2 separate regions of the Homo sapiens genome follow, and region 2 is linked to region 1. A link is a contact called in ENCODE Hi-C or POLR2A ChIA-PET data. All regions are on one chromosome and are shown on one strand. Each heading gives the region's core, a stretch centred on a gene start or an enhancer-like site at or near the end of the contact. The rest is flanking DNA. Distances are from core to core; before and after follow the strand shown. Region 1 holds the start of LINC01012 (long intergenic non-protein coding RNA 1012). Region 2 has its middle 12 kb from the start of TRT-AGT4-1.

Region 1 (7,155 bases), core at 2,635-5,134:
GTGTGTGTGTGTGTGTATATATATATATAGATATAGATATAGATTTTTTTTAGACACTGTAGCTCTATTGCCCAGGCTGGAGTGCAGTGGCATGATCTTGGCCAACTGCAACTGTGCCCAGCTGAAAGCCACTCCATCTTGGATGGTAACCCACCATATTGACTTCTGATTAACCCCAGTTCTGGGAATGCCTCTAAGATTTCTACTTTGAGGTACAATAAATCCTGCAATTAGGTGAAAACAACCTTGGTGTTATTGTAACCACATACTTACCATACACAAATCCTGCCCTTAGGCTAGGCGCGGTATGTCATGCCTATAATCCCAACACTTTGGGAGGCCGAGGTGGGCAGATTACTTGAGGTCCAGAGTTTGAGACCTGCCTGGCCAACATGGTGAAATGCCATCTCTACCAAAAACACAAAAATTAGTTGGGCATGGTGGGGCGTGCCTATAGTCCCAGCTACTCCAGAGGCTGAGGAAAGAGAATCGCTTGACCTGGGAGGCAGAGGTTGCAGTGAGCCAAGATCTGGCCATTCCAGCCTGGGCGACAGAAGGAGACCGTCTCAAAAGAAAAGAAAAAAAAAAATCCTGCCCTTAGGCAAATTCCCTGTGGTTCATAAGCCCTGGGTTTGGCTGGTGACAATGTGGGGATCCATCATCTTGTCTTGCTACCACTCAAGACATGGCTTCTGTTATTAAATGTTTCTTTCTGAGAAACTGAATTTGTCAGCCTCTTTCTTTGGCCTCTCAGCTTCCTCAGCCTTTAGGAGTAGACTTGTATAGACCTGCTCACGGTGGAATAAGACTGAAAGCAAACGACATCAGATTCTAACAGCTTTCAGAGGTAATGGTGGTGGGCAAGAGAAAGATACTCTTTCTGCATCAGACGTCTCATCAGCAACCTCGAATGAATGTTAGGAGAAAACAAAATAATGCCTCAAAATCTGGAGGAAAAATGTTTTAATACAGAATTCTATAGCTATGTGTAACATCAAATGTGAAGTTGGAATAAAGACATTTATAAACCTATCATGACTCAAAAAGCTGACCTACATTTTAAGACGCAAACTGAATATATATACTACAGGGAAAATAGGGGGGAAGACAGAGAAAGACATGGAACTCAGGAAATGATGAATCTGATCTAGGAGCTCAAAAATGAAAAACACAGGATGACAGCTATTCAAGAAACCTAGAATGCAACTAATCCATACGGGAGCAGGAAGCTAAAGGACTCAGAGAAGATTTACCAGATTTACCAGACAGGAGGGGATCATGCAGAATAGATTTAATTGAGAACTTGGTAAGTGTTAAGGATGTTGCATTAGAATGTATCATTCAGCTGCGAAATAAAAAATAAAAATGGGAAAAAGGAAGAATAATCCAATTGGCTTAGGACAGAAATACATCTCACGTGACAGGAACTACAGAGGTACTCTGACTCTTTCTCTGTGATTGGCACTGTTCTACCACATCTGGTGTTGGTATTACCCTTAAGCTGTCTAATCTTACAACTATAGTTAATACTGCTGCCACAAGCAGCAAAGTGGTTTTTCCCCATGCATTGAAGGAAAGTCATAACCCCTCCTCCCAATTATGAAAATATTATTATGCCAATTTAGGTCCCTTAAAGATTACATTGAACCTTAAACTTTTCTATGTAACAAACAAAATGCAGGTACTTTTACAGTGGTCATAGAACCAATTTATATATAATTTTTAAAGAATGATTAATAAGCAAGGCCATGAGATGGATGTTTATATTACACAGGAGATACAACTACATGTTTTGGAATTCTGAATTTAACAGGTGGTTGTTTCCTTTTGTTTTACAGATAGTCCTTCGAGATATTATTACAGTTAGTTAGAGAATTAAGAACAGGAGCTTTCTTAAAGATAATACAGGGACAACTGTGACTTTTCTCTCCATATGAATAAAAATTTACATTTTTCCTATCTTCTATTTTATGGCCAGAGAAAACTCTGAGTATTCAGATTTATCCCAAAAGTTTCTAAAATGACCAAACTGTTCAGAATCATGCTTTTTTCCCTTTTCTTTCTTTCTTTTTTTTTTTTGTTTTTTGTTTTTTGTTTTTTGAGATGGAGTCTTGCTCTGTTGTCCAGGCTGGAGTGCAGTGGTGGGATCTCAGCTCACCGCAACCTCCGCTATCTTGGTTCAAGAGATTCTCTTGCGTCAGCCTCTCCAGTAGCTAGGATTACAGGCACCCGCTACCACACTCAGCTAGTTTTTGTATTTTTAGTAGAGTTGGGGTTTCACCATGTTGGCCAGGCTGGTCTCGAAGTCGTGACCTCAAGTGATCTGCCTGCCTCGGCCTCCCAGAGTGCTGGGATTACAGGCGCGAGCCACCACGCCTGAGCAGAATCATGCTCTTAATTGTACTTGAAAAACAAAACTTTATCTGAAAAAACTTTCTGAGTTTTTGTTTGTATGTTTTTGTTTCTGCTAAAGCTCAAAGTTTCTGACCCTAGGCAAGTTTTTATTAGTCATAGTGCATTAATAACAAATAAATACAAATAGGGCTAATAGGAAAAAAAGGACTAAGAAACTAAGAGGTAAGAAACAGAAGAATGACAGGTTTTGCTTTAAGGAAAAGTGGAGTGGCCCGGCCTTGGTGGCTCATGCCTGTAATCCCAGCACTTTGGGAGGCCGAGGCGGGTGGATCACGAGGTCAGGAGTTTGAGACCAGCCTGGCCAAGGTGGTGAAACCTCGTCTCTACTAAAAATACAAAAATTAGCCAGGTGCGGTGGTGGGTGCCTGTAATCCCAGCTACTCGGGAGGCTGAGGAGGCTGAGGCAGGAGAATCGCTTGAACACGGGAGGTGGAGGTTGCAGTGAGCCGAGGTCGCGCCACTGCACTCTAGCCTGGGCGACAGAGCAAGATTCCGTCAAAAAAAAAAAAAAATTAAAAAGATTTGCTTCCAACCACATAAGGGGAGGAGTGGTTTATAGATTAATAAAATTGCCACGAGTTGGTATTTCTTTTCTTTCATCTTGTTTTCTTTCTTTTTTTTTTTTTTTTGAGGCGCAGTTTCGCTGTTGTTGCCCAGGCTGGAGTGCAATGGCGCTATCTCGGCTAATCACAACCTCCGCCTCCTGGGTTTAAGCGATTCTCCTGCCTCAGCCTCCCTAGTAGCTGGGATTGCAGGCATGCACCACCACATCCGGCTAATTCTTTTTATTTTTAGTAGAAACAAGGTTTCTCCATTTTGGTCAGGCTGGTCTCAAACTCCCAACCTCAGGTGATCCGCCCACCTCGGCCTCCCAAAGTGCTGGGATTACAGGCGTGAGCCACCGCGCCAGGCCTTCTTCTTCTTTTTTTTTTTTTTTTTTTTTTTTTTTTGAGAGGAGTCTTGCACTGTCGCGCGGGCTGGTGTGCAGTGGTGTCATCTCGGCTCGCTGCAACCTCCGCCTCCAAGGTTCAAGCGATTCTCCTGCCTCAGTCTCCCGAGTAGCTAGGATTACAGGCGCCCGCCACCACGCCCAACTAGTTTTTTGTATTTTTAGTACAGACGAGGTTTTACTATGTTGGCCAGGTTGGTTTCGAACTCCTGACCTTGTGATCCGCCCGTCTCGGCCTCCCAAAGTGTTGGGATTACAGGCGTGAGCCACCGCGCCCGGCCGAGTTAGTAATTCTTGAAGGTGTGTCAGGTACATTGGATGCACTGTACTATTCTGTCTACCTTTGTATATATACTTTAAAGGTTTTTCCCCACAATTTCTCTGGGAAACCTGAACCTTTCTTCCCCGTGTGTTTAGAAGGGAAGGTGAGGAGAGTCAAAGGCACATGGAGCATTAACAGTTGGAATAAACGACAGAGACACGGAAACCTCCGAGGTTTCCAGAGCGGACCCGGAAATGACGCCAGGGGATGCAAACCCTTCTGCCCCTTTTTGCTACCCCTGAAGCTTACTGTTAGTGGTCGAGTTTTTCTGGAAGTGGGCTTCCGCGATCGCGGGGACCAACGCCCTGAGCTCTTGTGCCCAAAGGGGATCGCCAGGTTTTTTGATGCGGATCGAAAGGGACTGGCCCCGGAGCCTACAACCTGACGCAGGTGGGACTTGGGGAAATGTCGAGAAACCTAGGTCTGGGACTTGAGTTGGCTTCCAGGGCACACATTCTTGTTCAGAAGAAACACATTGCAAAAATCGGGAGGTGACGGGCAGATGAAGTGTCGGCGCTTCGCCTCGGGACTCCAGTGCAACCTATGGGGCTTTTGGAAATGAGGAAGTCGATGACTCTGCAGGGACTCCTCTGACCCAGGAGCAGATGGCGCTCGTCTGGGCACTCCCCAGGAGAAAAGGTGCATCGGGAAGCAGCCTGGCTTGTGGATGGTAATAAGTCACTGTTGATGGGTTGGGTGCAGGGAGGGATTTAAGTTCTTGAGCGACAGATGCTAGGGAGTTTACCTGCTCTGGATAACAGTATCTTGTGGAGGATAGTCACCTGGAAAACAGAAATGGCGTGACTGTGTTGAATACACTGTTTGATGATTCTGGGCATCAGGTGAATAGGAAATGTGTAACGTTATGGATGAGTGTGTGCTCATCGGACAGTAGCAGTGCATCTTAACAGTCGGCCTCTCAGTCCTCCTCTTCCTTAGAATCACCTATAGAGCTTTAAAATTTCCTGGATAATGTTAATGTGCAGCCAGCGATGATGACCATTGGGCTACAGTCAAATCCAAGAGGCGCATCTCATCCTTTGTTCTGATGGACAGAAACCATTATTCTGACATCGTGCCTGTTGGAGACATTGTACCTTAACTAGCATTTAATTCATGTGTGCTGGATTCGCTGAATGAAACTTACCAGCAGGGTACTGAATCTTGAATAATACAAGGAACGAGTAGAATAAGATAGTTCTCATTTTATCCTTATCTAATCTAAGAAATCTAGCAATATTTCTCTGTTTAAGTTTTTTTTCTTCAACAAAAAACAAAATACATGTAAGAGGATTTTCTGACACTGCTGGGGGCTCATAGAATTCTAGTGTCTAGTGTCTTTTCTGTCAGTTAATGTTACAAAGTTCAGTGGTGCTCCTTTTTTGAGATGGTGTCTAGCTCTGTCACTCAGGCTGGAGTGAAGTGGTGCCAACTTGGCTCACTGCATCCTCTGCTTCCCGGGTTCAAGCGATTCTCCTGCCTCAGCCTCCCAAGTAGTTAGGATTTCAGGTGTGTGCCACAACGCCCAGCTACTTAGTAGAGCCGAGGTTTCCCCATGTTGGCCAGGCTGGTCTCGAACTCCTGACCTCAAGTGATCCACACATCTCGGCTTCCCATAGTGCTGGGATTACAGTTGTGATGATCTTAAAACCTCTAACGATTTGGAAATATTCCTCCAGTGATCTTTGTTCTGTCGCAGTGATTGTAATAACATTTATTGAGGAGTTGTATGCCCAGTACTATTAAATAGGTTTACAAATTTTGTTATTTAATCCTCACAACTCTGTTAGAGAGATTGGATATTTTTATATCCATTTAACCACAGTAAAGCTGAGGCTTAGAGGATTTAACCTGGTAATAAGTCCAACATCCCACAACTAGTAAGTGACAGAACCAAGGATTTTCATTCATGTCTGTATAACATAAAAGCCTGTGTTTTATACTTTTTTTTTTTTTTTTTTTTTTTGAGATGAAGTCTCGCTCTTGTCTCCCAATCTGGAGTACAATGGCGCGATCTTGGCTCACCGTAACCTCTGCCTCCCAGGTTCAAGCGATTCTCCTGCCTCAGCCTCCTGAGTAACTGGGATTACAGGTGTGTACCACCACGCCCAGCTAATTTTTTGTATTTTAAGTAGAGACGGGGTTTCACCATGTTGGCCATACTGGTCTCGAACTCTTGACCTCAGGTGATCCATCCACCTCGGCCTTCCAAAGTGCTGGGATTACAGGTGTGAGCTACCGCGCCCAGCCATGTGTTTTTTACTTTTTAGTCAATGGGGCACTTCAGATTACAAGATCTGTGACCCCCCCACAACCATTCCATGAACTATTGGTTCAGCATATAAGAGGACCCGTTTTCTGCCATTTCCTGCATGATGCCTCTAGCAAGCATTGCAATCACAAAGACCTGGGTTTTTAAAATTATTACAAAGAAAAGGAAAGCTTCAGTAGTATGTTGATTAAAGGAATGTCTAGAAAAGGGGAATGGGATATGAGAACCAGGTTACACCAAATTGACAGTTTATGAAAAAATAGTAACCAAGAATATGATACTAATTTTGACTAATTGGTTTTGAATAGACATGGCTTTATTCATTTAAGACAAGCATCTCCATATTTGTGGAGTTTATTCTAGAGGAAAATACAGTTTCTCAGGTGATGGTATTGTGGAGAAAAAGAAATCAGAGAAGGGCAATATGGAGTAGGGTAGAGTGAGGAATGGGTGTTGAGTTTTAAATAGGATGAATGCGGAAGACTTTACCATTATTTAAGCAAAGACTAAGGAATGAGGAGTGAATCACGGGGATTCCAGAGAAGGAACATTCTAGGAAGGAAATATGCCTTGTTTTGGAAGCCATGAAGAGCTCTATACTGTTGACTAGAGATTTGTATTTTGGGTCTGTGACAAATACACCAGGATGATCAGAATCTAGCCAGGAAGGGGTAGAGTTCATGAGAGGAAGGAAGTTGACATTGGCTGGTAAAAACAGACTCTTAAAAGAAACCTCTTTCAGGCGGTGGCTCACGCCTGCAATCCCAGCACTTTGGGAGGCCAAGGTGGGGGCGGATCATGAGGTCAGGAGTTCGAGACCATCCTGGTTAACATGGTGAAACCCCGTCTCTACTAAAAACATAAAAATTAGCCAGGCATGGTGGCCTGCACCTGTAATCCCAGGTACTCAGGAGGCTGAGTCAGGAGAATCACTTGAACCCGGGAGGCGGAGGTTGCAGTGAGCCGAGATCGCGCCACTGCACTCCAGCCTGGGTGACAGAGTGAGACCCTGTCTCAGAAAAAAAAAATAAGAAAATAAGAAACCTCTTTCAAAATAGGCTTTTGCCGGGCGCGGTGGCCCACGCCTGTAATCTCAGCACTTTAGGAGGCCGAGGCGGGCGGATCACGAGGTCAGGAGATCGAGACCATCCTGGCTAACACATGATCCGCCCCCCCTTGGCCTCCCAAAGTGCTGTC
Region 2 (7,155 bases), core at 2,547-5,046, 44 kb after region 1:
TTGAAACTCTGTATCCTTTAAATAATAACTCCCCATTTCTCTTCACTTCCCCAGCTCTTGGTAACTACTCTTTCTGTCTCTATGAATTTTACTATTGTGGAAATCATATATTTGTCCTTTATGTTTGGCTTATTTCACTTTGAATAATGTTCTCACTCTTTATTCATATTACAGCATGTATCAAAATTTTTACTCCTTTTAGGCTTTCTGAATAGTCAACAGGTGGAATCAACCCAAATCAATAATGTTGCCGTGAAACATTGGCATACGAGTTTCTTTTTTAAATTTAAACTTTTAAATTTATTTTATTTGTTTATTTTTTGAGACAGGAGATTACCCATGCTGGAGTGCAGTGGCGCAATCATGGCTCCTCGCAGCATCGACTTCCCGGGCTCCAGCGATCCTCCCACCCACACCCAACTAATTTTTGTATTCTTGGTAGAGACAGGGTTTGGCCATATTGCCTGCGCTGGTCTCGAACTACTTGGCCCAAGCGATCCTCCTGCCTCTGCCTCCCAAAGTGTTGGGATTATAGGCATGAGCCACAGAGCCAGCTGGGATGCTTTTTATTTCACTTTCTTGCCTACTTTCTGTGGCTAGAACTGCCAACACTATGCTGAATAGAGTGGTGAATGTGGGCATTTTTGTCTTTTACTGATCTTGGAAAAAAAGTTTTCAGTCTTTCACTATTTTTTTTTTTTAATTGAGACGGTGTCTCACTCTGTCGCCCAGGCTGGAGTACAGTGGTGAGATCTCAGCTCACTGCAACCTCTGCCTCCCAGGTTCAAGTGATTCCCGTGCCTCAGCCTCCTGAGTAGCTGGGACTACAGGCGCACGCCATGCCCGGCTAATTTTTTTGTATTTTCAGTAGAGATGGGGTTTTGCCATGTTGTCCAGGCTGGTTTCAATTCCTGACCTCAGGTGATCCGCCTGCTTCCGCCTCCCAAAGTGCTGGGATTACAGGCGCGAGCCACCGCGCCTGGCCAGCCTTTCACTATTGAATATGATGTTAGTTGAAGGTTAATCATAAGTAGCCTTTATGATGTTAAGGAAGTTTTCTTCTATTTCTAGTTCATTGGGTAGGTTTTTTTGTTTGTTTGTTTTTCACGAAAGGGTGTGGGATTTTGTCAAATGCTTTTTCTGTATCAATGGAGATGATTATGTAATTTTTTTCCATTCTGTTAATGTGGTATATATTACATTGACTGATATTTGTATGTTGAATTATCCTCACATTCCAGGAATAAATCTTACTTTTTCGTAGTGTATAATCTTCTTAACATATTGCTAACCAGGCATGGTGGCTCATGCCTGTAATCCCAGCACTTTGGGAGGCCAAAGCAGAGGATTGCCTGAGCTCAGGAGTTCACGACCAGCCTGGGCAACACAGTGAAACCCCGTCTCTACTAAAATACAAAAAATTAGCTGGGTGTGGCGGCGTGTGCCTTTAGTCCCAGCTACTCGGGAGGCCGAGGCAGGAGAATTGCTTGAATCTGGGAGGTGGAGGTTGTAGTAAGCTGAGCTCACGCCACTACACTCCAGCCTGGTTGGTAGAGCAAGACTCCATCTCAAAAAACAAAAACAAAAACAAACCCAAAACATATTGCTAACTTTAGTTTGCTAGTAATTTGTGGATACATTTTTGTATCGTACTGCTTCAGTATCCTTACTAGTTATAGGTCTATTCACATTTTTTATTTCTTTTTAATTAAATTTTAATAGATTGTTTCTAGGAGCTTATCCACTTCATCTAGGTTATCCAATTTGCTGGCATACAATTCTTCACAATATTCTTTTATAATCCTTTTGATTTCTGTAAATTCGTAATGTTTCTTCTTTTCCTTCCTTCCTTCCTTTCTTTCCTTCTTTCCTTTTCTTCCTGTTTATTCTTTTCATTACAATCTCTGATTTTCATGACAGTCAATCTCAAGGGAAAGCTATGACCACCTCCATGTGAACCTGAAAATGGATATCCTATGTGTTTGGCCCAGCTACCATAGACATCTCTTGCCCCAGAGTTCCGGTGTATTTTTCCCTCTTAGTTTTTCGGTTCCTCTCCGCCATTGCACCAGCCTCAGGTCCACATAGGATGCTCTCTGCTGAGTATTGCCTTGAGTTACTGCTCTCTCTCATGTTCTAGCTGATGCTACTCGTGATCACAGTATCACCTGAGTAGGAAAGAGGATGCTAGAGGTAAAAAATGCTACCACAGCATTTTGTTTGTTTATAAAATGTTAGACCCTGGTCCCCTCCATTTTTTTCCCCTTTCATATCTAAATTTTGAGACCACTGGCCTCTAACAGTCTGTAGTAGCCCTAAGTTCAAGGTGTCATATGCTTCTCTGGTGCCTGTTAGTGAGCCAAATAGAGAAACACTATGCTAGAGAGACTGCTGACCAGGAAGATCACATCAAACCAATGGTAACAGAAATTGAACTGCAGTTCTCCAAGGACTTCGGTAATTATGGTGCATATTCTAGAGGCATACTCATTCAGATTAGAAGCGCAGAGGAGACAAAGTACATGCCCATTATCTGTGCTAATAGCAGGACATTGACACTGGAGGACTTACTGCTAGAGATGGCATAAAAGAACGTGGTATGAGCAATCCTCTGATGGATGTGGCGATGATTATTCCAACAAGAATGGAGGAAATGTGTTGGGACCAAAATTTCACATCACACTGGATTCCCAGATAATTCACAGTGATCTCAACGCCTCTTGTGACAGGATCCATTTTCCCAACTCGATCAAAAGCAATGTTGATGGTGCCATGAAAATTTTTCAAACACAGTAAATAGAGAAAAAGTAACCCAGAAAATTGAAATATTTCCTTTTGAAGGTTTTGGAGTATTCTGTTCTCTCCTTGGTAGCGTACAGATCAGCTGTTTTCAGAAAAAGCTGCCTGCTTAGTTCTTCCAAAGCATCCACTTCCTGTTGAGTAAGTGGTAATACTTTCTATCATTCCCCAGAATCCTGATGGTTTGTTATGCACCTCCCCTTTCTGGAACATCGTTCTCTGTGCCATTGCCATCCTTTTCTTTGTGGTTATGATCATATCCATGGTTTGGAGCAGTCGCTGTTCCAGGGCTAGAATATCTGTGTCAGTCACATTCCTGAGGAAATAAGACATCAAAGTGTATGTGCAGTAGACGGCACCAAATCCAGAAAGGAGGGCCATGAGAGTAACTCCAATCACACCAACCCAGCTGATGAGCTGTTCTATGGATAAGATCCCATGTTTTGGGCTGAGAATGGGAAAGGAATCTCCTAGTTTCCAGAAAAAACAGATAAAGGTCAACCACAAGAGACAGGAAAAAAGCAGTCGTTGTTTATGCACTAAGACAGAGGAGACAAAAGTAGTCGGATGTTGCTCACAATAAAATAGCCAGTTTAAAAACGCACCATGAAAACCAGAATCAGCAGAATTACACCTAGGTTCAATTTCCAGTAAAAATAACGACAGCTGCTACTCAATACTCCAAAGATTTCAAAGATGATGAGCTCAAACATAGTGCAAGAAAATGCAAACGTCACAGAGAAGATCACCTGTACAACATACTGACGCACCTCATAGTTCTTAAACAATTGGCACATGAAGAAAAGCCACCCAAATTAAAAAAAAATAGTATCTGGGAGGTAATCACGATGCTGGAATCAATCAGGAAGCCTATGGTGAAGTGTAGGGAGGGCTCCTGCCTCCATTTCCCACTTCCAAGGCCGCGGCACGCTGGGGCCACCGGCCTCTCACACAGGCGGCCTTCGCCCAGGTGCAGCCGTAGGGACTGCGGCTCGTCAGCCTGACGCCATCAAGCTGCGCCCCAGCCAGCCAGTCAATGGCTGTGTCCAGAGCTTCCCGCCTCGGGCTCAGCGTAGGTGGAGCGGACGCCTCCACTTTCATTTCTGATTTTAGTCTTCTGCGTCTCCTCTCTTGTTTATTTGTTTGTTTGTTTTTTGAGACAGAGTCTCACTCTATTGCCCAGACTTCGGTGGTGCCATTTCGGCTCACTGCAACCTCCGCCTCCTGGGTTCAGACGATTCTCCTGCCTCAGTCTCCTGAGTAGCTGGGATTACAGGCGCCGCCACAACGCTAGGCTAACTTTTGTATTTTTAGTAGAGACGGGGCTCTCGCCATGTTGGCCAGGCTGGTCTCGAACTCCTGACCTCAGGTGATCTGCCCACTTCGGCCTCCGAAAGTGCTACAGTTACAGGCATGAGCCACCGCGCCCGGCCCGCTCTTCTTTTTTCTTGGTTCATTTAGCTAAATGTTTGTCAATTTTGGTGAACTTTTCAAAGAACCAACTTTTGGTTTCATTGATTTTCTATATTGTTTCCAGCCTGTCCTTTCCGATGGCTTGCCTTTTCTGACAGCCTGCCCTATGGATTTAGCAATTACTAGCCAGGTTCACAGTTGCATAAGCCAATTCCTTAAAAAAAAATCAACCTCTCACATATAAATATTCATCTGGATGATTCTCCACAAACCGAATAAACCCCGCCTACCAGCATGCAGCTCAAGAGCACCCTAAGTTCCTTTCCAATCACTATGCGGAGGGAACCACTATTGCGACTCGCCCCACACCCACCGGCGAGAAGGCAGGGTCTTGCTTTGTAGTCCAGGCTGGAGGGCAGGGCGTAATCAGCTCACTTGAACTCCTGGGCTAAAGTGATCCTCCCTCCTCAGCATAAGCGACTAAAGGCTGGCTAATTTTTAAATTTTTTTTTGTAGAGACGGTGTCTTAATTATGTTGCCAGGGCTAGCTTCTAACTCCTGGCTCAAGTGATCCATCCGCTTCAACCAACTAAAGTGCTGGGATTGCAGGCGTGAGACACTGCGCACCGGATCACTGAAGCTGGACTGTATAGACATAGCTCCTTTTTTTTTTTTTTTTTTTTTTTTTTTTGAGACAGAGTTTCCCTCTTTGTTGCCCAGGTTGGAGTGCAGTGGCGCGATCACGGCTCACTGCTGCCTCCGCCTCCCGGGCTCAAGCGATTCTCCTGTCTCAGCCTCCGGAGTAGCTGGGATTACAGGCGCCTGCCACCACGCCCGGCTAATGTTTGTATTTGTAGCAGAGATGGGGTTTCACCATCTTGGCCAGGCTGGTCTTGAACTCCTGACTGCGTGATCCACCCGCCTCGGACTTCCAAAGTGCTGGGATTACAGGCGTGAGCCACCGCACCCGGCCTGAGACCTGGGAATTTTAGGAGAATCATTGGGTTGAACAAAAATTAGACACAGGCTGGGTGCGGTGGCTCATGCTGTAATCCCAGCACTTGGGAGGCTGAGGCAGGAGAATCGCTTGAACCCGGGAGGTGGAGGTTGCAGTGAGCCGAGATTGTGCCATTGCACTCCAGCCTAGGGGACAAGAGCCAGACTCCGTCTCAAAATAAAATAAAATAAAATAAAAAATAAAATAAAATAAAATAAAATAAGAAAATAAAAAAATAAAATAATATTCCCAGGTCTCACTTAATAGGCTGTCCAAAGCCAGTCTTGGACGCCATTAGGGAGACTCCTACCCTTTTTGCCTTACCTTTCTTTCACGTCAAAGTAATTCTGTGAATCATTGTTCTCTCGCTTTTCAAGTGGAGTCTCCTTCCTAGTTGGAGAATAGTAGCTCCTTGTCACTACTGCAGACACCCTTAGGGAGGACACCTGTGGTTTCCTGCCTTGCTTATTAGATGTCTACAATTTTTTCTTGGATTATTTTTTGAATAAATAACTTGGCTTCATTCACCATTCCAGATACTATTATTGCCACTTTACTATATGCTTACAGTATGTGTTAAATTATTTAATTTTATTAATTGAAAACAGTTTTTTGAGACAAGGTCTCGCTAGGTTACCCAGGCTGGTCTCGAACTCCTAGGCTCAAGCTACACTCCTATCTCAGACTCCCAAGTAGCTAGAATTATAGGTACATGCCACCCTGCCTGGCTTAATTTTTATGATAAGTAACACATTCACTTGGTTCAAACATCTTGAGTACAGAAAAAAAAATGCAGCTAATATCACCTTCCTCTTTCTCATCCACCCAGTTCCCAGCTTTTTAATTTAATTAATTTATTTTTCTTACGTGCTATCATGTCAAAGTACAGTTCCTAGCATTTTAAACAGGCTACCATTGTCATGAATTTCCTGCTATCTTTCCAGAGATTTTTAAAAGTGCAAATACAGTCTAATACAAATACATATTCTCTTCCACCCTGGCCCAGTCTGTATATTTAAAAGAGCATAAGGAGGCCGGGCGCGGTGGCTCACGCCTGTAATCCCAGCACTTTGGGAGGCCGAGGCGGGCAGATCACAAGGTCAGGAGATTGAGACCATCCTGGCTAACACTGTGAAACCCCGTCTCTACTAAAAAATACAAAAAATTAGCCGGGCGTGGTGGCGGGCGCCTGTAGTCCCAGCTACTCAGGAGGCTGAGACAGGAGAAGGGCGTGAACCCAGGAGGCGGAGCTTGCAGTGAGCCGAGATCGCGCCACTGCACTCCAGCCTGGGCGACAGAGTGCGACTTCGTCTCAAAAAATAAATAAATAAAAAAAGCATAAGGAGGGGCCAGGCCCAGTGGCTCACGCCTGTAATTCCAGCACTTTGAGACGTCGAGGCGGGCGGATCACTTGAGGTCAGGAGGTTGAGACCAGCCTGGCCAACATGGTAAAACCCCGTCTCTACTAATAACACAAAAATTAGTCAGGCTTAGTGGCCTGTAGTCCCAGCTACTCAGGAGGCTGAGGCAGGAGAATCTCTTGAAACAGGGAGGCAGAGGTTACTGTGAGCCGAGATTGTGCCACTTTTAAATAAATAAATGAAAACTGTTATATTTCGTATATATGGCATAATTTATTTAACTGATTATATACTTAAGATAAATAGCTTTTTCTTAATCTTTATATTACAAATAATATCAAGTGAATAATTAGAACATAATCGTTATGCCTGCAAGCATCCTTTGTACACTTGTGAAATGCACATCAAGGGACATATGATATATGCATTTGAAATGTTGATGGATTCTGCCAAATTGCCCTCTGCAGGAGGCTGAGCGTGATTTATTTCTTTGTGGTGAGCACAATAAAACAGGATCCTGGCCATACTCAATATCACATTTGCACAATATTAGATTATCTGTTACAACTATGACGCAAAATCAGG

What was found. Hi-C counts contacts between places; a loop is a spot of excess contacts on that map. ChIA-PET counts read pairs that join two places held with the same protein, here RNA polymerase II (POLR2A). Pooled maps may share reads with other maps.
Region 2: a map with no recorded cell type shows a loop between it and region 1 (4-fold over the local background). The contact joins the enhancer-like site here to the promoter of LINC01012 in region 1. A Hi-C loop is called at or near these places in 8 of 37 single-sample maps with no recorded cell type and 9 of 50 pooled maps. POLR2A ChIA-PET finds 5 or more read pairs at or near these places in 12 of 52 experiments (CD8-positive, alpha-beta memory T cell, GM10248, HEK293 and 6 more).

The regions. Positions count from the first base shown.
Region 1 is chr6:27,690,151-27,697,305 of GRCh38, forward strand. It overlaps LINC01012 (long intergenic non-protein coding RNA 1012), which reads left to right and starts at 3,885. Exons shown (of 4, transcript NR_038294.1): 1 at 3,885-4,356.
Region 2 is chr6:27,734,680-27,741,834 of GRCh38, forward strand. It overlaps the pseudogene GPR89P. Among named protein-coding and RNA genes, the nearest start is that of TRT-AGT4-1, 12 kb to the left of the region's middle. RefSeq lists enhancers at 2,895-4,094, 3,558-3,677, 3,688-4,027. Within about 2 kb of position 3,797, at least 8 of the 41 ENCODE cell types and tissues checked have a DNase peak (open chromatin) inside an H3K27ac peak, as active enhancers do.